Linked DNA regions of Mus musculus: all the other regions are linked to region 1. A link is a loop called in an ENCODE intact Hi-C map of the cell type or tissue named here. Cell type or tissue: heart. All regions are shown on one strand.

What was found. A loop is a pair of places that touch in the nucleus more often than their neighbours do. Peaks named below come from ENCODE experiments on the same cell type or tissue, not always from the same donor. Only the 100,000 strongest peaks of a DNase experiment are listed, where the experiment ranks them.
Region 2: it touches region 1 in a loop (2.3-fold over the local background); 6 of 42 quality-filtered maps call a loop at or near these places.
Region 3: a loop joins it to region 1, with 7 times the contacts of the local background. A loop is called at or near these places in 11 of 42 quality-filtered maps.

Annotation. Positions count from the first base shown.
Region 1 is chr15:84,983,973-84,991,972 of GRCm38, reverse strand. 5031439G07Rik (RIKEN cDNA 5031439G07 gene) reads left to right here and starts at 4,002. Exons shown (of 10, transcript NM_001033273.3): 1 at 4,002-4,364. The coding sequence starts at 4,301. Gm39558 (a long non-coding RNA gene) reads right to left here and starts at 3,938. Exons shown (of 4, transcript XR_875533.1): 1 at 3,841-3,938; 2 at 2,517-2,818; 3 at 2,313-2,427. In heart, a CTCF peak has its summit at 3,986; DNase peaks (open chromatin) are centred at 3,832, 4,752, 5,142, 6,012 and 1 weaker place; H3K4me3 peaks cover 2,137 bases; H3K27ac peaks cover 1,806 bases.
Region 2 is chr15:85,032,292-85,040,291 of GRCm38, reverse strand. It overlaps Fam118a (family with sequence similarity 118, member A), which reads right to left and starts at 3,230. Exons shown (of 9, transcript NM_133750.4): 1 at 3,048-3,230. In heart, no CTCF peak of the experiment used is centred here; DNase peaks (open chromatin) are centred at 1,377, 1,985 and 3,251; H3K4me3 peaks cover 1,704 bases; H3K27ac peaks cover 1,460 bases; H3K27me3 peaks cover 1,640 bases.
Region 3 is chr15:84,849,074-84,857,073 of GRCm38, reverse strand. It overlaps Phf21b (PHD finger protein 21B), which reads left to right and starts at 945. Exons shown (of 13, transcript NM_001081166.2): 1 at 945-1,409; 2 at 2,270-2,335. The coding sequence starts at 1,356. In heart, CTCF peaks have their summits at 3,427 and 6,576 (motif pointing left); DNase peaks (open chromatin) are centred at 903, 1,373, 3,113, 4,363 and 1 weaker place; H3K4me3 peaks cover 4,626 bases; H3K27ac peaks cover 3,622 bases; H3K27me3 peaks cover 2,078 bases.

The sequences.
Region 1 (8,000 bases):
GGAGACCTTGCAGTGGAGATCTGGGGATGGCTGCATTGAATTTCCCAGATGTGAGAGAACCTGTATGGTGGTATACACCTGTGATCTCAGCACCTACCGGGAGATGAAGGCAGGAGGATCGGAAGTTCAAAGTCAAGAAGCAAGTTCTGAGCAACGGGGAGAACCTGGGGTCATAAGAACAGCTGGCTGGGAAGCTGTAAGTACACACTCCTGCCTTCCAGCAAGCTCTTGCCCTTAGCAGAGTTTCAGGGGAGGACAGAAGAACCCTTGGTAGGCTGGCTATAGTCCACCTACCCTAAGAATTGACTGGTTGCCTTCTTTCTCTTGGAGACCCAATCATAGACCCTGTACTGGCTGGTTTTGTGTGTCAACTTGACACAAGCTGGAGCTTTCACAGAGAAAGGAGCCTCCATGGAGAAAATGCCTCCATGAGATCCAGTTGTAAGGCATTTTTTCAATTAGTGATTAAGTGGGGAGGGCCCAGGCCCAGCCCATTGTGGGTGGTGCCATCCCTGGGCTGATAGTCCTGGGTTCTATAAGAAAGCAAGCTGAGCAAGCCACAGGGAGCAAGCCAGTAAGCAGCATCCCTCCATGGCCTCTGCATCAGCTTCTGCCTCCAGGCTCCTGCTCTGTGTGAGTTCCTGTCCTGACTTTCTTTGGTGATGAAGAGCAATGTGGACGTGTAAGCTGAATAAACCCTTTCCTCCCCAACTTGCTTCTTGGTCATGATGTTTTGTGCAGGAATACAAGCCTTGACTAAGACAGACCCACAGGATAGTAAGGTCAGGAGTAATTGAGATTATCTAGTCTCTCACCTCATTGTACAGACAGTAAATGGAGGCCTGAGGGAGAGAGGTCAGAGGCATGGGGCTCTCAGATGAGCCAGAGTCATTCCTAAAAAGTCTCTAGGTCTCTGGCCATTCGAGAACTAGGAAAGGGGTCCATGGGCATTTGTCCCTACTGGCTCTTTGAGTAAGATTATCGCCAAACAGGTAGAGCTAACAATGGAACCACAGACGTCACCCCGGCATACCAGGGAGACAGCAAGGCAAGCCCCAAGCAGAAACATGAAACATGAAGCAACTGTGCCATGAAAGTGAGTGACTTGTGGCTGATTCGTGTTTCTGCTAAACTTGGCTTCGGTATTCCAGAATGAAACGCTGCAGCTGAGAGCAGGCAGGCAGGTTTTTCAGTGTGCTTCTATAAGCAGAAGGCAGAATAACAGAAAAAAAAAAACAAAAAACAAAACAAAAAAAAACCCTGACTGCTTGGACAAAGGTGAACTCAGGATATTTATAACACGTTTTCTTTTTTTTTGCCACAAAATTAACATTAAATACAACTAAACACAATTATTATCTTATAAACCTATAGGTTAGGAGTCCAGGCCAGCAATGCTGGACTAACAAGGCATTTACCGTTGTTAAGTCTTTCTGACATATTTTTTTTTTTTAAGTCTTACTGGCCGAGGCTGGTCTCGAACCCACAGTCCTCCACTCCTTTTATTTTGAATACTTTCATGTGTTGTATATTACAACATACATGAGAGGTTAACCTGCTGAACCATCTCACCGGCCTACGACCCTTGAGTCATGGAATCATAGATGTGTACAGGCAAGCCAGCTTGCAACTAACCACACTCATATCCAGCCTGACTCATTTAACATGTACTCAGTGATAAGCACCCAAGACCAAGGAACAGTAGAACCTTGGAGTGGAGAAAGTGCGGCTCACTGGTCCTGTGCAAAATATGCCATACCTGTTGCTCAGGAGAGTCCCCATGTGAACACTGAGTATAACTAATGAGAATGGAGAAAACCCAGGCAACGCTCCTGCATTTATTCAACAAATACATTTTGGCATCTGTCCTGGAATAGGTGCCAGGGACGATGGAGTGAATTGATTTGATGCTGGTCCTTTGGAAGTGACTGCGTGGGGGTCGAGGGAGAGGGATTGTGAAGTGGCTAAGGACATAATGCTTTGGCCAAGCTCCTCAGAAGGCTCCCCAGGGGAGGGGAGCCCCAAAGGTGATTATGGTGTTGGAGCAGCAAGGGTTTCAAACAACAGCCCGGCACTGTGGATGTGTAGGCAGTGATGCGGTTTCCCTGGAAACAGAGAAGAGTACCACTGCCAGTCTAAGACCTCACATATGCTGTCTGAGGGCTGGTCCCTTCCCTCGTTCTCACAGCCAAACTTCAGTTCTCCAGACTCACAGCTTGTCACCTCAATTTTCACACCGGGTCCTCATTAATAGATGGGGCCACAGGCCCAGGGGAGAGGAGACAAAGGCCAGTAATTTCCGAGATACGTACCTTTTTACAGAGTCCCTCCTGTGCCTGACTCTAGGACTATGGTTTTCAACCTGTGTGTCATTTCAGCTCCCATTGTGGGGTTCAATGATCCTTTCATGGGGGTCACCCTAGACCACTGGAAAACACAGATATTTATATTATGATTTATAACTAGTAAAATTAGATATGAAGTGGCTACAAAAGTAAGTTATGGTTGGGGCTCACCATAAAACAAGGAAATGTATTGAAGGGTCCCAGCATCAGGAAGGTTGAGAACCACTGCTCTGGGACCATGGAATTAGTCACTCAAGCCCTACCCTGAGCATCTCAGGGGAGCGGTACAAATCCCAGGTAAGGCTTGAACAGTATGCCAAAGCTGCCAATTTCCTGCTCTGGAGTGGTTTCCACACCTTGTGGTCCCACCCCACCTTCCTTAGAGACAATCTTCCTCAGCAGGCCTCTCTCCAGTCTCCATCACACAGCCTGCATTTATTGGGCGCTGGGAATACAGTTGTCAGAAGCCAGGCCTGAGGAATACACAGTGTCTTAGTTAGAGCTGCCATGGTGCAATGTCACAGACGGGAGGCTTAAACCATTCTGAGGACTGGGAAGCCCAAGGGAAAGGGGCTGGTTTTCTGAGACGCCTCCTACAGCTATGCAGTGTGATGTCAGGGGAGTGGTAAGGATGCTGTGCCTAGGAATAATAGAACAGGAGGCAGGCAAGATATAGTTTGTTTGTTTTTGAGGAAATGTATTGGAGGACACTGGGATCCAAAGGAGACAGGAGACTAGGAGAAGGGTATCCCAGACAGGGTGAAGAAGAGTCGGGGCAGACAGAACTTTATGCTTAGCATGATTGTGAGAATTTGACACTGGAAATGTAACTGGCTGAGACCAGCAGTGCATGGTCACCTACCCTGGTCCTGGGAAAGGACCACCGAGTGAGTTCAGAACGTGGCTTCTGGCGGCTGCTCCCTGCATCTTCCTCTTTTAGCACAGGGATGGATGCCCAGCTGGACCTTGGCCTTTAATTAGGATCACATGCAAGCTGATCTGATCCACCTCTGGCCTCTAGTCAGCACAGGAGCTAAGACAGGAAGCAACTCTCTGACCCCTTTTCCTAAGTGTTCAGCAGAGGAAACTGAGGCGTCCCAGGAGACCTCCGAAAGGAGGTGGTAACTTCTTGTTGAGTTTTGTGAAGCAAGTTTTTAGCAGAACCTACTTGGAAGGTTCAGACAGAAATAAGCAGAGCTGGTGTGCTGGAGGCTTCAGGGAATGCACAGGGCGGTGACAAAGCGCAAAATCAGTGAGGCGCAGAGGGGGCGGCTCAGAGGCGTGACTCTACTGGAGGGGGGGCGGGGGGCGGGAGAAAGTGGACTCAGGGTTGGGGAACACGGGCAGCAGGGAAGGTCAGCAGGCCAAGGAAGGTGTGGGAATGAGATGACGAGAACGTCACGCGACAGGTTGGAGCGAGGACGCGATGGGCTTTTGAAGTTGGCAGCAGCTGGTCGCAAGGAAGTAGGCGGGGCCAGGACCAGGGACGACTCACCGCCTTGCCCAGAGATCTGGGCGGAGTTTTAGGAGTATGAGGCAGGGCCTTTGCGTGTCGGGGGCGGGGAAAGGGCGGGTTTGGGGGCGGGCCCGCGTCGGGGGTGGGGCCTGGGCGGTGTCGAGCGCGCGCGGGCGGGCGGTGGCGGAGCTGAGGATCGCAGTGCTCCGCTGTGCTCCGAGGTCGGCGGTGGCGACGGCGGCGGCGGCGACGCACACAAAAGCGGATTGTGGCTTCACTGGTGCTCGCGGCGGGCGGCAGCGGGGCACGGGCGGCGGGGCGTGTCGGTGGCCCCCGCGGGCGCGGCGCGGGCGATGAGCCGGGGCCCGGCATGGCCTCCGCGCGGCCGCCGGGCAGGGCCTGTGCCTCGGCGTCCGCGCCCGCGGGGCTCCGGGCTGGGCCGGCCGCCTCCCGGGAGTCCGTGGACAGCAGCGAAGCGGAGGAGCGCTCGTTGCAGCACATGCTGCGCGCCATAGCCGAGGAGCGCGGACGCCTTAGCCTGCGCCGTGAGGTCTGCGGCCTGGGTGAGTGACGGGGACGGGCGCGCGCGTGAGTGTCCGCGCGAGTCCACCTCCGCTAGTCCCCCTGTGCTCCTTGCCCTCCGTGCATCCCCACCGCCCTGGGCTCTGTCTTTCGGGACCCCAAGTCTCAGTGTCTTTTTGGTACCACAGAACCCCGATCCTTGTGTCTCCGCGTCCCTATCTTCCTCTGACCGCCAGGATATCTGTCCCAGCTCCTTCTTCCTCTTCGTGGTTCCTTAACTCTTCTTCCTTCTCCTGGAAGATCTGGGGGCCCCACTGCTGCTGCAGGGAGTGTGGGCGTGAGATTTTGGGAGGCCCTTGAGTTCAGAGTTCAAGGCAGTGTGCCCTGACCACATTCCCCAGCCCACATGGAAGACCGCGGCTCTTGATTGCTGTAGCCTTTGTCTTTCTGCACCTAAAGGTCCTCTTGTCCATTAGCTCTACAAGGGACCTGTTGGGCCTCTGCCCCTTGACCCACCTACTTAGCACTGGAATCAGGGATTTGCTACAGCCTCTCCGGGTGTGATTCTGGTCTAAGGAGTCATTCAGCTGCTGGGTGGGGTGGGGGTGTCTCATTGTTTGAAAGGGCCTGGGAGGTGTGGGTGGGGTCGTCTTGGATGTGAGGTAATGCATAACTGATACATTTGCCCAGAACCATGTGGCAGAAACCCCCTCCCCTATAATCTTGGGCTTGTCATTTTCTCTAAAAAAAAAAAAAAAGACCCCTCCCTTCTTCATGTAAGGAATGACTTCATTCTATGTTGTGTCCCCTCACCCCCACCTCCCTGTCAGGGCTTGAGTTCTCTTTGAGGGAAGTAACAGCCTTCTAGATCCTGTCAGTGCTCCAAAGTGGAAGTGTACCCTGGTACCCTGGTAGGACCACAGTAGCAGAGGGAGAGGGTAACACCTGGAACTCAGGGTCCCTTGGTAGGCCACGCCCGGGAGGCTCTGTGAAAAGCAGAAGTGAATTTCAATTCTTTTTTTTTTTTTTTTTTTGAAGGAGACTTTTTTAGCACCTGGCCTTCTTAGGCAGCAGGGTCTAGCCCAGCTCACCTCAGCAAAGTTCTCTTGTCAGGCAGGTACAGCCACCTGGGGGTATAGATAAGGACACAGATTTTAGTGGGTTTTTTTCTCCAAAAAGGTGTCCAGAGAATGGTTTGTAGCTGATTTAGAGTGTCCTTATTAATGGACTCAGTAAACATGTATTTGAGCACCTACTGGGTGCCCACCTGTTAGGGCCAGCTGTCAACCTGGCACAGAATGTCTGAATTGGGGAGGGTCTGGGCAACCGTCTGTTGTAAGCCCCTCAGCCCTGTGACCTCTGCAGCTCCAGGTAGCTCCTTCACACTCCTCTCTGCACACACCTTTGTGGTCCCTGACCAGAAAGCATCATCATGTCTGTTATAATATAGTCTCTACTCCTAGACAGCCTTCAGGGTCTTTCCCTAAGAGCAACGAATAATCCCAGAACTCAGCCTTACCTAGGACTCACTACACTCTAGGTGCTCCGTGCACGCTCTGTCAGTTCAACTCTAACACAGTACCACTTTTGCCAAGCAGGAATATAATCTGTCAGCCATAAGGAGCCCTGTTCAGGGGCACCCAATGAGGAAGTGGCACAGCTGGCTAACTGCTGGCTCTTCTGGCCCCAGGGCTTTGCCACATCCCCAGCCAGGCCTGCTGGACCTGTTAGCTCATACAGTGACCAGGTCATCACTTCTCCCAGTCTTCAGTGTCCTCTTATAGGCTTCCTCCATTACCTAGTTCTTAGACTCTAGTGTTTTGACGTTCTGGAAGGCAGTGTGTGCCGGTGTTTCCTCTGCCTGGGAAGCTGCTCCTACTCACTTGCTCCTCAGACACTGTAAGTTCTCCTTTGAGTCTCAGCTCCTAGCTATTGCCAGGAATCCATCCTCCACACCCGTCACATAGCCCTGTCTCCTCTGTCCTAGACAACTGGCGCGACTGTAGCATTATGATGAGCCGTGTGGGTGTCCCTTCAGCTAGCCTTAAGAGCCACGAGGGCATTGCCCAGTCCTCCTGTTGGTGCCTAGCACGGGGACACATATAGAACATGTGGTCGGTAAACATAGGGAACAAATGAAGCATTTCCCCCGCTGGTGTGCAAGCAGTGTGGATGGCCAAGGTGAATGGAGCCTTTGCCACTTAGGAGAGCCTGCAGGGACAAGCCTGAGACTTGGCTTGGGGACTTGATTAGATGCTTTTTGATCTTCTTTGATAAACTACCTAACAGAAGCTATTCAGGGAAGGAGGGGTTTGTTTTGGCAAGGATAGAGTTTATCATGGTAGCTGGTGCTTGAGGCCACTGCTCACATGGTGCATGTACACACACACACACACACACACGCACACGCACACGCACACGTATGCACGCGCATGCGCTGGCACCCAGCTCATGTCATGTTCTTTCTATTCAGTCCAGAACCCTGTTCCATGGGATGGTGCTGCCCATATTCAGGGCTGGTCTCCCCATGTGGATTAACCCAGTCCTGACAACCTCTCAAAGACTTGCCCAGAGCCTTGTTTCTTTCTTTTTTTTTTTTTTTTAAAGATTTTATTTATTTATTATATGTAAGTACACTGTAGCTGTCTTTAGGTCTCATTATGGGTGGTTGTGAGCCACCATGTGGTTGCTGGGATTTGAACTCAGGACCTCTGGAAGAGCAATCAGTGCTCTTAACCGCTGAGCCATCTCACCAGCCCCCAGAGCCTTGTTTCTTAAGTGATTCTAGATCCTGTCAAGATGATGGTGAATATTATCCATGACAAGCCTAATGGCTGGCCCACACACCTAGAACGTAGGAACTCAGAACCTGGGTCAGAGTACTCTACATCTGGCATGTGGTCAGCTATGCTCTCAGCCTGCAGGACAGCGTTACGTTTTTGTTTGGTTTTGCCTTTGTGTTTCTGTTTTGCCCTCTGGATTATTCCATCTTGCCACCCTCACTTCCTAGCTGTGACGACCTGTTGAGTGTTGGAATAAATTTTTTTTTTTTAGTTTTTTTTTTTTAGTTTTTCGAGACAGGGTTTCTCTGTGTAGCCCTGGCTGTCCTGGAACTCACTTTGTAGACCAGGCTGGCCTCGAACTCAGAAATCCGCCTGCCTCTGCCTCCTGAGTGCTGGGATTAAAGGTGTGCGCCACCACGCCCTGGGACTCGAACCTAGAACCTCATGCATGCTAAGCCTTGTCACTGAACAACACCCGCGGCCCATTATGAGTTCGGGTGTTTGAGGCAAGTGAGTTAGTTACTCAGAGCTATGCTGTGGCCTCAAAGACTGTTGTTGTCCCCCAGGGGTGGTTCTGAAGGTGTCCAGGGAGCCTGGGAAAGCTGTCCTGACTGAATCAGTGTCTGTTTATGATGAGGAAGCTGCTGGCCCCACCCACATGGTGGTCACTTGACCCCGGAGATGAAAGGCGCTTTGTAGCTACACACCTGACTTCTGACTCTTCCGCAATGGCCTCTACAGGAGGAACATTTTTTGAGCCCTGGCTGAGTGCTAGGTCTTGAAGCTGGTCCCTGCTTCATTGCAGAATGCGGTCTCTGAGGGGAGAGGGGTGTGCAGGTAACTGCTAGGTTAAATAAAACCCTGCTGGGAAGCAGCCAAGGTTGTGGCTGCCCA
Region 2 (8,000 bases), 48 kb before region 1:
AGCTCTAGAGGCAGCCACCACCACGCTGCAGTCCTGCCCCTGTTCTACCACCAGTGTGCAGGGATGCCAAGGGACACATAGGAAGCTTTTCCAGAAACCTGACACCCACGGCACTGTTTCAGTCTGCCCATCAGGGGGGACAAGTCCTGTAAGGCAGGTCTTTACATCACTTTATAAGTCAGTGGAGGTTAAAAAAAAAAAAACAAAAAACACCCCAACCTGAGCCCAAGTGAACCCCCACCCCCAAACCCAGAAGATGCAGAAGAGATGCTCTATAGAAAAACTACAAAACTTGGGCTAGAGATATGGCTCAGGGGTTAAGAACACTTACTGCTCTTCCAAAGGTCCTTGAGTTCAAATCCCAGCAACCATATGGTTGCTCATAACCATTTGATGAGCACTTCTGGTGTGTCTGAAGACAGCTACAGTGTACTCATATAAGTAAATAAATCTTAAAAACAAAACAAAAACAAAAAAACCACTACAAAACTTTAGAGCTGGAGGGATCTAGGGTTTCTATAATGACAAATGGCTTCATTTCTTTGAGGTGAAAGCTGAGACTCCAGTAATTTGGCCAGCATCTTCCCACTTCTGGCTCTAACTCACTTCTGGCTTACCCCGATTCCTTTCACTCTCAGCTCAGGCCTACCTACGCCCTGCAGCCCCAGGCCTCCCTGTCACGCTCCTAGGTCATCCTGGGCCCCAAGGTTGGCTGCTACGTTTTGCCTGTGGGACTTCTGCCATTCTCCAGAAACACACCATCAGAAAGCCCAGAACATGGACAGACAGACAGATGGACACAGATACACACACACAGCCAACCCCGACAGCTCTGTCACACAGCTGCCTGCAGAACACAGTAACTTTAGCAGAATTGATAAGGAGAGCTAAACAAGAGGTATGGCCATGTCTCCAGGCAGAAGGCTGGGGAGGAAAGACAGGTACACAACCCAGAAGGGCCCAGCCAACAACAGTTTGCTGTGCTGCTTACAGCCTTGCGTGGCTCACCCTGAGACTGTTCCTCACACGTGAAAAAGGAAGAGTGTGTCCAAGCCAGGTGGCCAGAGGCATTCCATGGGATAATATCAGAGAAGCCTACATGCTTCCCAGGACCCCTAGATTTAACCCATTAAATGCCAGTCCTGCCACTGTAGGTATATTCTAAGTACCTATCAGTCACGTGTGGCTGTGGTAGCCACAGAAAGCCCTCCTGCACTAGGCTATCTCCATTTCCCTCTCCTTCTCCCAAATCCGGCTTCATCCATTATTCCTTATAATCCCTAGTTCACTGCCTACAGTAGTGCATGTCACACCTTCCAGTGCTCACCTGTCTGGACATCGACACCTCCTGCTTGCAGCTTCAACCCCTCCAGGTACACATCCGAACTCGTCTCCTTCAGTACCTTCCCCTTTCCTTCAGGACTCCCCCGCTGACTTCAGTCCCTCTTCCCCCTACCGGAAGCAGTGTGTCTTATACTTGGATAGCAGACACCCTGGTGAGGCGCTAAGGTGAGTACCACCTATAAGCAAACAGATAAAAATCTCACCTAAAAAAAGTTCCCGTGTCAGTGCCCCAAGCTCGAAGCCTGGGCTTTCAGCTCAGTCAAGCTCTAGAGAGCTACTGAACCACACGGCCTGGGTCCAAGTCATTCCTACCTTTTGTGGTCTTTTGGCCTACAAAAAAAAGTCGCTCCACCACAGCTAAAGTGACCACTGGAAAAAATATGTAAGCCAGGACTAGGGACATGGCTCAGTCACCAGTCAGTCTGACCTGTGAACATAAGGCCTGGGTGTGATCCTCAGAACTCCTCAACCTTTAAGAGTCTGCTTCCCTGTTACCTCTTGCATCCCCTTCCCTCACCCCAGCTACTCTCTAGAACCCCCAAGCCCCAGCTGCCTTGAAGGCACTCTTAAGTACCACCAACTTGGCTAATCCCCACCTCCCAACCCTTACCAGCTGGAGCTGTGTCATCTGCCTCCAGCACCCAGCACTGGGCCGCAGAGGGTATCCACTCCCTCTTTAAAAATGCCTGGCCCTTGCCTTTCACAATCATCAGGCCATGTTCTTTCTTGGGGCTTTACCTCAGGGTACCAGACTGCCGGTGTAGCAAGCAAGTCAAGGACTGTTTATCAATGACAATAGCCCGAGGAAAGGATAATCCTTGTTCTAGAGATTTCCAGGACTGAAAATGATAAGATGTGTACCATTTGGCCCCAAACCTCCACCTCAGGGAAGACAGCCACCCTTAAATCAGGATCCCAGAAAGATGGACCTTTAGTTTACCTTCGTCCCATCAATTAGACCACTGTAATCAAGCTTTACTTTCCTGGACTGGTTTTGGTGGGCTGTGTGTGGTAACAGAAACTACCACACATTGAGGGCACAATCTAAAAGAGCTTTGACTGCCCAACTCCCGTTACTCCCAGCGCTGCCATTCTCCACAATGAGTCGGTCCCACACCAGCCTCCACTGCACGGTGAAAACAAACGCACATGCGAAGCCCCACATCCCACCTCCTCTTTGGTTATGCGTGGTCCTCTGTTGACCTATCAGATGGTGCTACTTTTATCCCTATTTACAATTCACAAACCTCAAGAACACTCTAGTAGAAGCTGAAAAGCTCTGTGGACCTCAAGATAGAGAGCAGGAGGCAGGAGATCCTAGGAAGGAAGGTCTCTAGGGATAGGTGGGTCTGAAGGCCTCTCCACCCAAGAAAGGATGGGAGTCTATGGGCCTGGAGACCCGAAGCTTTGGAGTTGGACCAGAGGGGATCTGTTGGACTTCTGGAGAAGATATAACGGTCTCGGGCCCTGAAGCCGCCGAGGTCTGTGTGCTGAGTCTGAGGGAAATCTGGAGGATGGTGAGGTTTTCTAGGTGTGGAAGGTAATCAGGTCCACAGGTGGCCGCGGACCCAGGCAGCCCAGGGGATGTCGGAGGCAGGGTCCCCAGCGCATCAGAGGGCACTAGGGTCCTGGGCACCCTAGGCGGGTTTTGAGGGCTGGGGAGACGCGAGGCGCTGGCACCCAGCCCCGACCCGCCGCCTCACCTGCCGTGCCACGGAGACACCAGTGTCGCTCGCGCTCTCGCCGCCTCCCACCCGGGTCGCGCCCCTTCGGCTGGGTGGAGCCGCCGGGCGCTGCGCCGGATGGCGCTGCGCGTGCACCACGCCGAGCCTGCCCAGCCGAATCCGCAGCGCTCTCTCAAGGCCTTCCCCCCGCGCGCGCGCACTGCCCGCGCGAACGTTCCGCCCTGAAATCAACGGCCCCGCGGCAACGGGAAGCCCCGCCCGAAGGGGCGTGGCCACGACGCGTCCCGCCCCCAAGAGAAGCTACGATTGGACCCACGGACTGTGCTGTCGTGTCCACGATGAGCCTGGTCTTAAGAGACTGAATGTCTCGCGGCCAGTCTTCCCAGCGCTGTTTTGTCTTCAGTTTCCCCATCTGCACGCCTGGACAGCCCCGCGGAAACGCAGAAGGCGTTGAGCTCGGCCGGAACCACCCTTGGGCAACCACTTCCAGCCGGGCTCACTCCATCTACCTCAAGCCACAGGCTGTACAGCCTGTGCCCTTCCCCAGCCTAGCATGCTTCACGTCCTCCCCGCAGTGACCGACTCCCTTACCACGTGTCAGAGTAGGCGTCTGGCCCTTCCGATGTGCCTCTTGGACACGTCTAGCTTGGGCTTAGATCCAGGGACTAATGAGCATATGTACCCAGGTTCAGCACCTGTTAATCGGGTGAACTCAGTGCCCACCCCGAACGTTCGAGAGTACACGTGGGTGGGCTCTGCGCTGGAGCACTCAGCATGAGGACCTTTAAAAGTCAATGACACCTCTCCTTTCTCTAAATAAGGCTGGGATGGATCAAAGCCTATTTCCTCTTCCTCATCTTCCCAGGTCGGCCTGCCCAGGCAAGTTATTTGGACTTCCTCTACCTCTGGCTCCTTTTTTTCTACATGGGTTTGCTGTAAGCATCCCTTCAGCCCCATAAGAAAAATGCATGTGTAATAAAACCTGGGTTTTTGTTCTTTTCTTTTTGAGACAGGGTTTTATGTGGCTTTGGCTGTCCTAGAACTAGCGCTGTAGAACAGGCTGGCCTCAAGCTCACAGAGTTCCACCTACTCTGTGGGTGTAAGGTATACAAAATCACTACCTGGCCAGCTTGAAATTTGTGGCACCAGAGCCCAGAACAGTGGTTTGAACACCTGAGTCTGGGTACCTACTAAGTAGCTGGCCTTTGAGAAAATGTTTTTTTCAGTCCTCAGGACATCTCCCATGAGGATGGCACCCCATTTACTGCAATTAACAGCAGGAGAGGAGGAAGCCCAGAGAAGTTGTATTGGCAATACCAACCATGCATTGGCTTCAAAGGTCTGGGCTTCCCACTACTAGACTGAACAATTTACATGTGATGCAATTTAGTTCACAAGCTCCTGCTTCCATAAAGGGTCCTAAGACTTGAACCTGTGACACTGGAGAAGTTCCCGGGTTACAGGAAGGAAGTTGTTCAAGGAGACTGTAGGCTAGGAGCTGAGGAGTTAGAACCCACAGCACACCACCCACACACTGGATGCCCTCCAAGATCCAGTGTGGCAGAGCCTCAGTAATCCCAACTCTCCATCTAAGGTCAACACAGATCGGAAGTCTCTGCCCATTCAGCCAAGCAGCTTTACAAGGGCAAACCCACAGAAGGGACAAAAGGGACACCTTAGAAACAATGCCCTCCTCTGTATCCAAGAGAGACAGATGAACACTTTCTACCCAGCCTGGCAGTACTAGGATCACCCTGATTTACAGGGAGTCTCAGAAAACTGCTTTAATCCCTGTCCACTGTGTTCATTCTGAGTAGATAATGTAGCGCCCGCCAGTGTGTTCCTGCAGTGCGTCATTCAGGTAGGCTGAACAAATTCATGAATAGGTGTGTGCACAAAATATGTTTCATGGCATGAGTTCAACAGACCAGATTCCTTTCTTTGTTATACCAAAGGTGGCCTTGGAGGCAAGCAGCAGTGGCTACCCCAGGAGATGTCAGTCTGTTTGAAATGCAAGTGCCTGTGGAAGTCTGCGAGAGTAATGATTACAAAGCACAAACTATGTGCTAAACTTCCCTGTGACACCTCTTCCTTCACTCTCACAGCAACCCTGTGCAGTAAGGATTGTGACTTTTTTCCCCCACAGATTCAGAAAACAGAGTCAGGAATGGGGAGATGTCTCCTTGTGGGTAAAGCATTTGCCATGCAGTCATGAAGACCTGAGTTTGAATCCCCAGAGCCCACCTAAAAGTCAGGCATGGTGGCACATCCACAGTGAGATGAGAGGCAAAGACCCGAGGAATTCCAGAAGCTCCAAAGCCAGCGAGTCTGGCTCATGACATTGTGAACAACATAAGACGGACCCTGACCCAAACCCACAGAGAAGTTTGTCCTCAGATCTCCACAGTAATGCCATGGATACACACACACACACACACACACACACACACACACACACAGGGACTTAACTGGTCAGTCAAGCTGCTTCAGTGTGCTGCTGTCTGGTTTGCTACAGAAAGAACTTTGCACAACCAGAAAGGAAAGAACTGCCAGACTCAGTGAGAAATGCTAGGGTGGTAGAAAAGACACAACAGGTGTCCCACGACAACATATTGTCACCCCCTCACACCCACACACGCCCACCAGAGATGAAGCTAATGCTTTATTTATTTATTTATTTATTTTTGGTTTTTCGAGACAGGGTTTCTCTGTATAGCTCTGGCTGTCCTGGAACTCACTTTGTAGACCAGGCTGGCTTTGAACTCAGAAATCTGCCTGCCTCTGCCTCCCAAGTGCTGGGATTAAAGGCCTGTGTTTCGTTCAGCCAGTGGCTCACATGCCTAGGTTCTAGTCTGGAAAGGCATCTTGGAAACCTGGAAGAGAAGAGGGGGGCTAGGCGGCATGTATGCGCGCGCATGCGGGGGGGGGGGGGACCAAGACAGGCAGTCTGATCAAGGTTCAATTTTATTATTTCTGACACTCAGTTATGAAGCAGGGGAAGGGGCCCGATTCCCGCCAAATCATCTTGGAGTAAGGTTGCAGGTGAACACGTGATAGCTCCGGAACAGCTAGGTGGCAGGCAGCAGCAGTGGGAGTGGCAGGACGATAGGGCAGCAAGCTCTGCCCCAGGCTCTCTAACACTGAAACCTGAGCAAACTGGTTTCAGGCTAGGGAGGGGAGGTTACAGGCCTGCACCACCACTGCCGGGCTGAAGCTGGTGCTTTATAATAAAATTGGAATGCCTCCAGCAAACAGACCCTGCATCAGTGTACAGGGGGGCAAACAACAGATCTTGAGTCACTACCGCAGCCTATATAGATACCAAGCACTATAGCCACTTGCAGGTATGTGTCATCCTGCATGCAAGCCATAAACACTAAAGACAGAGGAACCAACAAAGACCCTCACCCTGCTCCACACACACCCAAAGTCGTCCAGGTTTCCCTGCCTCTGAGCAGAAAGGATGATGCAAGATGACTTTGGCGGTAGGGCTGCTTGGAAGAACCTCTAACCCACTTCACCCCGAATGGCTGTGCCTGCCTCACCTTTACTTCATATAGGGCCTCCTCACTGCTGACCTGAAACTTTGCAGCAGGCTGCTCTGAGACCCTCCTCTCCCAGGTCTCCTGTACCCCCAAGAGCTATGAAATAGTACTGAATAAGTATTCACGTGCCCACTGTGCTAGGAGCTCAGGATACAACAGAAAAACCATACTCGCCCTTTGTCGAAATGACTGTTTAGCCAAGGAAAAATGACTGCCAACGGGAGTGGTGGGGCCAATAAGACCAGGGAGAAAAAAAATAAATCACATAGGGGAAAGACTTAGACTATCAGAACCTTGGAACGTGTATGTCTGACCAAGGACCTGATCTAAAATATATAAAGAACTCTCACAGTTCAATAATAAGGAGGTAAAGGGTCCAATTTTTTAAAAACCTTCAGACTTTATTTGTAAAAGCAAACTGAAACTAATCAAGAAGGCTGCGGCTCGCTTTGCATATGCAAAGCCCTCCAGCAACCCACAGCAGTGGAAGATTTAAGAAATGCACTTTAGCAATCCTTTTTTTTTTTTTTTTGGGTTTTTTGAGACAGGGTTTCTCTGTGCAGTCCTGGCTGTCCTGGAACTCACTCTGTAGAACAAACAGGCTGTCCTCGAACTCAGAAATCCATGGTGGCACATGCCTTTAACCCCAGCACTCGGGAGGCAGAGGCAGGCAGATTTCTGAGTTCAAGGCCAGCCTGGTCTACAGAGTGAGTTCCAGGACAGCCAGGGCTATACAGAGAAACCCTGTCTCGAAAAACAAACAAACAAACAAACAAACAAATAAATAAAAGAAAGAAAAAAGAAATGCACTTTAGTAAATATTTGAACACAGGCTTCTCCAAAGACTTGGAGATGGCACGCGGGCACCTGGAAGAGTTCTCTGTGTTGTTATCCATGAGGGAAATGCCAATCAAAACCACTCAGAGATACAACTACACACTAGAACGTTCAGAATTAAAAAGCCACGTGGAAACAGTGCTGGGAGGACTGGAATCCCACCCCACTTCTGGAGGGAATGGGCAGCGCTTCAGCCACTGCACACCCAATACGAGGCTAAAGTGAAAAATAGTCATCACATCAAGTGCTGGTGAAGATGCAGAGAACCGGGCTGGCTCAATACATTAACTCACTTTGCATCTCATCAACATGAGGAGTCCCAGAGCTAGGGTCTCTGGTGAAGAGACATATTTGGCTGGGGAAGGTGGTGCACACACTTTTAAACTCCAGCACTCAGGAGGCAGAGGCAAGTAGATCTCTGTGAGTCAACCAATTGGATTCTAGGCCAAGCAAAGCAACACAGTGAGACCCATGACTGTCTTCTCCAAGCACACACATGGTACACAGACATACATGCTGTCAGTTCCTAGAACCCCTGCATTCCCCAGTTCAGGTGGCTAACCCAAGCCAAGTGAGAGCTCTGCTGTGA
Region 3 (8,000 bases), 130 kb after region 1:
GAGAGAGATTTCTCCTGAGGGGTAAAGGAAATATGTAGACTGTTGGCATCCATTGAAGAGACATTTCTGACTGGTGTGCCTGAGTTTTCTTTTCTTTCCTTCCTTCCTCCTTTTCTTGTGACCCACGGAAAGAGTTAGTTATGAGTCTCTATCAATTCACGGTTACTCTGACACAGAGGCCCCCCTTTCCCTGGCCTCTTTGAAACACACTAGTGTGCTAGCGCCCAGCAGGGCACAAAGCCCCGACATTAATTGATGAGGACAGGAAACTCCGCCGCAGTAATCTCTGAGACGTTGACCCCGGCCCCGGGACTGGGAATTCTGAAATGTCATCTCCGCAGCTGTAGTTATGATTGCTTTATGTCACACTGACCTGTCGTGTTTACGATTTTTAACAACTGTCTGGAAAAAAAAAAGTCTAGGGACATCTGTTGAGAGTTTAATTGTGAGTGTAAAAAAAATCATTAAAGGACCAATCAAGAGATCAGTTTTCATACTATTTAAATACCACAGCGGCCATTAGGCGCTGGGACTCCGGCGACAGGACTGATTTAGTTCCCCAGTCTCAGTGCTAGGCGCTGCGGGAGAGGACCGGGTGATTTAAATAAAACCGGAGAGCGAGGCGAGAAGGGGAAGCGGAGGAGGGAGGAGGTGCAAGAAGCAGGAGGGTGGCATCTCAGTTTGCTGCGGGAATTGTCGCTCCGGGAGTGGGACTGTGAAAGCATTCCCTGCTCCCCGTGCTCTCGGCTGCGCACCGAGGAGATCGCTCGGGCGCCCAGATCTCAGAGCCGCGACTTTGCGCTCCGCTCAGCCGCCACTTTTGTTTCCTGAGCCTGGTCGCTGGGCCGAACGCAATGCGCACGCGCGGGCCGGGCGGGGCGGGGCGGGGCGGGCAGCGGGTTCCCGGCACCGCCTCCTGCCGCCCCGGCCCGCTCCATCCGGGCACTGCCGAATTAGCATCGTGCCGAGGCACAACTTTGCCGCGGCCCCAGCGAGATCCAGGCGCGCGCGCCGGAGGAAATATAGTCCCTGCCGGCGGTCAGCTGGCGCGGGCGGCGACAGGGCGCGCGCTGGGGGGCTGCGCGGGGCTCCCGGCGCCTGGGGGCCATGCGCCGGGCGGCGCAGGCAGCCCGGGCACCCGGCGCAACTTAGCGGCAGCCGGAAGAGTTGGGCGCCAGCTCGCCTTTCTTCCCTCTCGTCAGCCTCCTTTCCTATCGGCGCTGCAGGAGGGAACTCGTGTCTCTCTGTGCCCGGGACACCGGATCCGAGCTCTCCCGGTCTGGTTCCCGCCGAGCCGCACAACTTCCTGCGAGCTCCGGCCAAAGTGAGCGCAAAGTGCTGCCCAAGTTGCGGCGATGGAGCTGCAAAGCCGGTCCGAGGCGCTCGCGGTGGAACTCGCGCGCCACCAGGTAGGTAGTCCCGGATACTGGACCGGGGAGCCTTAGTGGCCCGGGGAGTGGAGGCGAGAGGGATCGAAGCTCCGTATCTAACTCTTGGTCTCAGGGGTGCTGGAAGCAGGCCCCTTCCTGGAACATGTCCCGGGGCTGGGATGGAACCCTTAGTTCTCCCTCTCCCCCTCGCTTCCGTGCGATCCAGCACTGTTTGCAGATCCAGGGTTCGTGGGACCCCAGCGTGGCGTCTTCTCTGCCACTGCCCCGTTTGCACAACTCGGGCGACCGGAAAGGGGACCCTCCTAGAGCTGCCCAGGGAACAGGGTGCATGGACCGGCCAGCTCCTAGCCTCCTGCTCCGGGCCCAGCCCGGCACCGACCCTCACTGTTAGCAAAAGTAGTTTGGCGATTGTGACTCCGGCGAGAGGCGGCCGGTGCCCGAGTGATATTGCGGCGTGCGCGTGTGTGTGTTGGGGAGATTAGGACGCGACTTGAATATTTATGAGCTTTGCTCGACACGGACTCGCCGTGTTTACTTGGCTCTTTGTTCGTCCCCCCTCCCCCGGCACACACTCTTACACTCACTCGCACCCGCACCCCGGCCTGCAAACTTGCACGGCTCGGGGCGCGCCGCCGGGTGGCCTCGGCCCCCGCCCCGCCCCGGGAGCTGCCCCAATGAGGCGGCAGCCACAGGTAAGCTGCTTCGCGCGACATTGCACGGTGGCCCGTGTGAGGAAAGCGGTCCCGGAAAGTTGGGGCGCGTTGGGGTCGGCTTGGTCCGCCAGGCAGTGGGTGGTGGGGATGCGGGGCTCGGGGCTCGCCTGCTCGCCCCCCCCCCCGGGGCGGCCAGGCTGAGCCCGCTCCTCTGTGTCTTCATAGAACGGCGACCTCAAGAAGCAGCTCCACGAAAGGCAGCCACGGATCGCAGCGCTCAGCGACAAACAAGTAAGGAGGGGCCTATCCCCCACAGGGGACCGGGGTCCAGGGAGGATCGCCGGGCACTTTGGCAGCACCCTAAAAAGTGCCTGTACGGTCGTCGCACGCTCCGACTCCCGTGGGGTTATGGCTGCAGTCCTCAAAGTTGCCGTCCTCCCTTTCTTGATAGAAAGAGCTGATTTGTGGTGGCTGAGGGGAGCGCGAGGCTCCGGCGGCCGGCCAAAGATCTGCGCCGTACCTTCCGAGGCGCCGGCTGCCCGGCGTCCATCTTGAGCGGTGGACATGTTTTGGGAACGTGGACATTCCCCGGCCTCGGCATCCCCTGATCCCTGCTGCGGTGGGAGGGGGACACAAGGGGGCGGCAATTCAGGCCCGCACCCCAAACTCCTTGGAAGCCATTTCCGCGTGGCACTGCCGACCCGGTTTGGTGATCCTTCTCCTAGCCGGCCCCTTCCCGGCCATCCCGCCGGCCTCACTTTTTATTCTCGGAACCTGACGCCAGCTCCCGGGGAACAAAAGAAAGGCGCCCCCGGGACCCCCCAGTTCTGCCCTAACTTGAGTGTCTATGCCTGAAAGGGGCTGTGGGGACCCGCGAGGAGCTCCAACCATGGGGGTGCGCGCCCGCCGCCCCCACGGCGAAGAAAAGTTGTCCATTGTGAGTTAGTTGCGCTGAGCTCAGCGCTCCGGGTTTCAGCACCACGAACAGATGCCGCCGCCGGAGCCCTGCCGACTGCGCGCCCCCGAGCCCCTCCCCCTCCGCGCGCGCCCCCGCCCCTGCGCGCCGCCGGCCGAGAACTTTGAGCTGTACAGCCAATGGTGCACCCGGGTCTCCGAGGCGGCGGGCGGGGGCGCGCCCCTCCCTCCCCCAGCTCGCCGCCCGGGCCCAGGAATAGCTCTCGCTTCCTTCGGAATGTCGCCGCCCGCCCGGGACTAGGGCAGCCCGAGGACCCCCGGCCCGGCCGACTTCCCTCTCCCAGCCCACGGGGACCCCCCTCTCCCCAGCGGCGCGGAGCTCGCAGTTGCCTGGGAGGATGCTTCGGCTCGCAGGCCGGTGCTCCAGGCCGAGTCTTTAAAGTTGCAAAGTGATGGGAGGGGGCGCGCAAGAGCAGAGGGGACGCCGGGCTGGACCGTAGGCTGGGGAGTCAGGCATTTGCCCCTTTCTGTCGGAGCCCGTCCCCCCCAACCCCCCACCCCCGGGCTGCGCGCCCCCGTCCGCGAGTGGAAGCTTCCATTCTCGCCGGAGGGGGGCCTGCGCGCGGCCCCGGCGAAGTCGGGGAGTTCGCGGGGGGAGGGGACCCAGGCCCGGCATTACCATTTTGATTGCTTCGATGCCATTTTTGGAGGGGGAGGGGTTGGAAGACCCTTTTCCGCAGAGCACAAAGATGTTTAATCACTGTGTAGAATCAAACCAGATACTCAAAACAAAACAAAACTAACAAATCTGGAACAGTGTGATAGCCTGGGTAAAACGCGAAGTTGTGAAGTCTTAGGCTTGGAGCAGAAGATTTAAAATGGAAAAACCAATGCTAGGTGCCTCTCTTCGCAACAATGTCTCTTTATGTGTGCGCTTCGTGCCAGTTAGTTTCACTATCTGGAGTAGGTCTTTCCGAGCTTGTGTGCGATCGTTTCTTCTGGATTGTGGCAACTATTTCAGGGCTTTAAATTTTTTATGATAGTAAATGAGTAGCTATTTATTATCCCGTATGCCGGAATTTAGATAAGGCTACAAAGGAAATCTTTGAAAATCCTGTCTGAAGGTAGAGGCAGCCTGGGGTAGAGGTGGGGGGGGGGGAGGAGCCCTCCCACCCCCAGGATGCCTTTGCCTTTAAATTTGAACTCGGGAGTATTGCCTGCAAAGGAACAGTGCCTCCATCTTTTTGTGTGAGTGCTTTAAAAGAAAGAAAGGAAGCCAGAAAACTTTTGTTCTCTGGCCTTTTAAAAATGTTTCCCGTTTAGATGCCTAAAAATAACGTTTGGTAGGCAGCCAGGGTTTGGCCTGGCCATCGGAACTTGTGTTTGTGAAGGCAAGTCTGCTTTTCTGTTTCTCTTTGTGGCCTTTTATATAACAAGGGCTCATAAAAGAGGGAGAGGAGGGGGCCCGAGGCAGGGTTCAGCATGCTAATAGAGTTGCCTGTCTCTCTTACGCCGTCTGCAAGGGCTCTCAGGGTTCACCTATGTAATGAGCTGGTGATTTTAACTGTCTGTGCTTTCTGGAGGACTTTGGTGGTGATTGGCAGTTTGGCTGGGACCGGATGGATTTACAAGGTCAGAGACTACTCAGTTTTGCATGGGCAACCCAAAACTTGCCCTGGAGAAGTTAGTTGCAGTGCAGGAGTGAGGGCGAAAAATTTCATAAGTCAGGTGTAGTGCAGTGTATATTTTAATTCAAGGAAGAATTTAAAGGTACAATCTCTCTATATACAGTTATTTGGGGGGTGGGGGGGTCATAGCTTTTCCACCCCTGTTTTCCTGTGCTGCCCCTTGGAATATGAAATAAAAAGGTTAAGTTTCAATTAGAAGTTCACAGGCAGGTAATGAAACTATATATAGTTAGAGGACAGTTGGCCTGCTAACTTCCTCTGATACACAGTAGCAGTAAGGTAACTCTGAAACTACAGTTTGTTAACTCCCTCTGTTAGATACACAGTAGCAATAGGGTAACTCCAACAGACAGTGCCCTTGGCACTGGGATATTTTGTTTTACTTTTCAGTTACTTTGAGAAATACAGATATATTGAGAGGACTTCCTCCTTGGTCAGAGGAAGGGGGAGAAATTCTGTGTACAGTTTTCCTCCCATCATTGGGGGCATCTTGTGGTTGAATACAAGTTTCTGTTACATACCTTGTGTTTTGCAAGGGGAGTTCATATCCCTCTCCCCTCAAAAGAAGGGAGGTGTGAAGGTGGAATGGTGACCCCCCCCCCCAAATAACAGGCAGCCTGCCAGGCGGGCTTTGGACCTGGGGTAGACCAGACTTAAGCCATGCTGTGTGAAGCCTCTATTAGCTGCCTCAGTGGTTTTACTCCGAGAATTTGCAACACATGCTGAGATGCAGTAACATTTTAATCTGCATTGTCAAGCAAGAAGCACTTTGTGTAAATAATAGGGGAATCATAAATACCGGAAGCTTCTCCCCCCTCCTTTTCTGCACAGCCTTTCAAGCTCGTCATGGCCTCACCTGCCCTGCCCTGCAATCCAGAGTGAGCTCAGCGAGCAGGGGCTCTGTCTGAACTGCAGCTGCAGCTCTTGGGGCATGGCGAAGGAGACCCTGAAGATGAGCCCAGAGTCTGGGACACCTCCTGATCTGTCGATTTTATGGAGTCTGGATTCTGAGGGGCTGTCCTCAGGTGTGGCGATACAGATCTGTCTTTTTGAGAGGGATTATGTATCAGGTGCTTAGAGGCCCTGCCTGAATGGTGTCTTCAGTATGATTCACTCTCTAGGTCAGACACCAGAGAGCTGGACACGGGAATCTGTGTGCTGGTTTATCCCCAGAGCACTCACCCCCAACACTGTCTGCTGAAAGGCTCTTTTGTTTTCGGAGCTTTTTGCTCTAGAAGAATAAACCTCGGTCTTCTTCCCATGTTGAAACAGAATGGTTACACATTAAAGAGAAGACAAGGGTGAGAAAGGCTCTGTGTTTTCTTTTGCAAGAAACTGCTTGGGGCAAATGCTTGGACCCGTTCTTTCACCAGAGCCCTCCAGCGAGCGGGACCCACTCTCCACCACCCTGGACCTGCTCAGTGCTGTCATCTCCCGGAAGAGATCAAAAGCCCTTTCTGCTTGTGTTTCATGGGGACACAAGTCACCCACAGGAAGTTTGACAATTTTCCTACATCAGTCCCCGAGCCATAGCTACCATCCATTTGAGAGCATTCATCACCTGGAAGCTAGGCTCTGCCTTCTCCCTAGGCCTGGACCACTTGTGCTTTCTGTCTGCAGGAGTTGTGTGTTTCGGACATAGTTTCATGCAAAGCTGTAACTGTGTGTGCTTTGTATTTGAATAAGCTGAGAGTGGAAACAGTACAGTTTGCTTAACTGTTCACCTGTTGATGGACATGTGAGTGTATCCATCTTTTAGCAGGAATCTGTCCAGCCCCTCCTATTACGCTATTCATCATACTGACTTACATGGGCTATGATCACTCAGGGAGGGGGGGTAGGGGGGTGGCAAACCTTCAGTGGTCTGTTGTTGCTCCTGAATGGAACCCTAGGGTGCCCCCTGCTGTTTATCCCTTGCTGGGGTTGTTCACTCCAACTTTTGCACTTGGCAGAAGACATTTTGGCTGCTCCTGTACCCCAAGCACACCTCTGCCTTTGAGGAGGGCTGGGTGTCTGCTGCCTTCATCTTGCATGGTTTTCTTTGTTAGGTTGTAAGTTCCTCCATTAGGGAGGAAGCATTTTCCTATGTTTGTTCTCAGGGTGGTAGAAAATAGGGATTAGCATGGATGAGCTGATGCTTCTAGGGTGAGCAGACACTGGAAGGTGAATTTTAAAAGTATGTCTTAGAAATGAGTGGGTGGAGAAAAGAGGGAGACCCACTCCCTGGAAGCCTGACAGGGTCAGATGTGGATGGCTGAGTTTCTAGGAACTTCGGGTCATGCCATAAGTTTTAAGCTGGGCAACCTGGCTGTGTCCTCAGAACTCAGACATGGCCAGGTGGGGCTGGTGGCCTGAGTAAACCTTGCAAGTAAGAGGTAGGGTTGCTTGTAGGCTTCCTGGTGGTTAAACCCAGAGGAGGGGTGGAGTTACAGGTGATCTGTGAGCAGCTTCACATGGGGGCTGGAATCTGAGCCTAGGCCCTTTGGAAGATCAGCAAGTACTCCTAACTGCTGAGCCAGCTCTTCAGCCCCTACCCCAGCCCCTACCCCACTCTGTGTGCTGTATGTGTATGATACATGTGTGCAAATGTCGGTTGAGCCTAGATGGAGACATTAGATATCCTGATGCTGGGGTTATGGGGAATGTTAATGCCTAGATGAACCCCAGGTCCTTGGGAAGAGCAGCAAACACTCCTAATTGCTGAGCCAGCTCTCCAGTCCCATGAATCTTGGAGACCAGGAAAATACCTGCCATTCTCGTGCTCTGAAGTGGCATTTCAGGGATAAAGGAGAATTTCCACTTTTAATATTTTTTGAGATAAGATCTAACTATATAGCCCTGACTGACCTCAAACTTTAAACCTCTCTGTACATACCCCTCCCCCCGCCCCCCCCCCGGACAGTTTAAAAGTCACCTTCTAGCTCTTACTTCCCCATCCTGCCTTTGAGGCCCTACCAGTGTGAGTCCTGGGGTATGCTTAGCTGCTTGTCCTGGATGGGTATATGTACACAGACAGACAGACAGACAGACATCTGTTCCTATTCCTCAAGGGCCTCTGTTGGAAACATTCCAGTTAATCTCACAGGCATGTAAAGGGGTCCTGCCCAATACCGGGGTTATGGAGGACTTCTGTGTGGTCTTCACTGATGAACATTCTCATACAGCTGGGAAGATAGGCTTATCTACCCATTCCTCAAGGCACAGTGAAGTTTTGACTCAAGCTGTTTAGCTCTTGGCAGCTGAAGAAGCAGTAAGCACTCTCTGGGTTGAGGGGCAGCTCCTAGGTGGTAAATTTGCACTAGCAGAGAAGGTGGGGACAGAGCAGGTATATGCACATGGCCTTGCGGTACTGC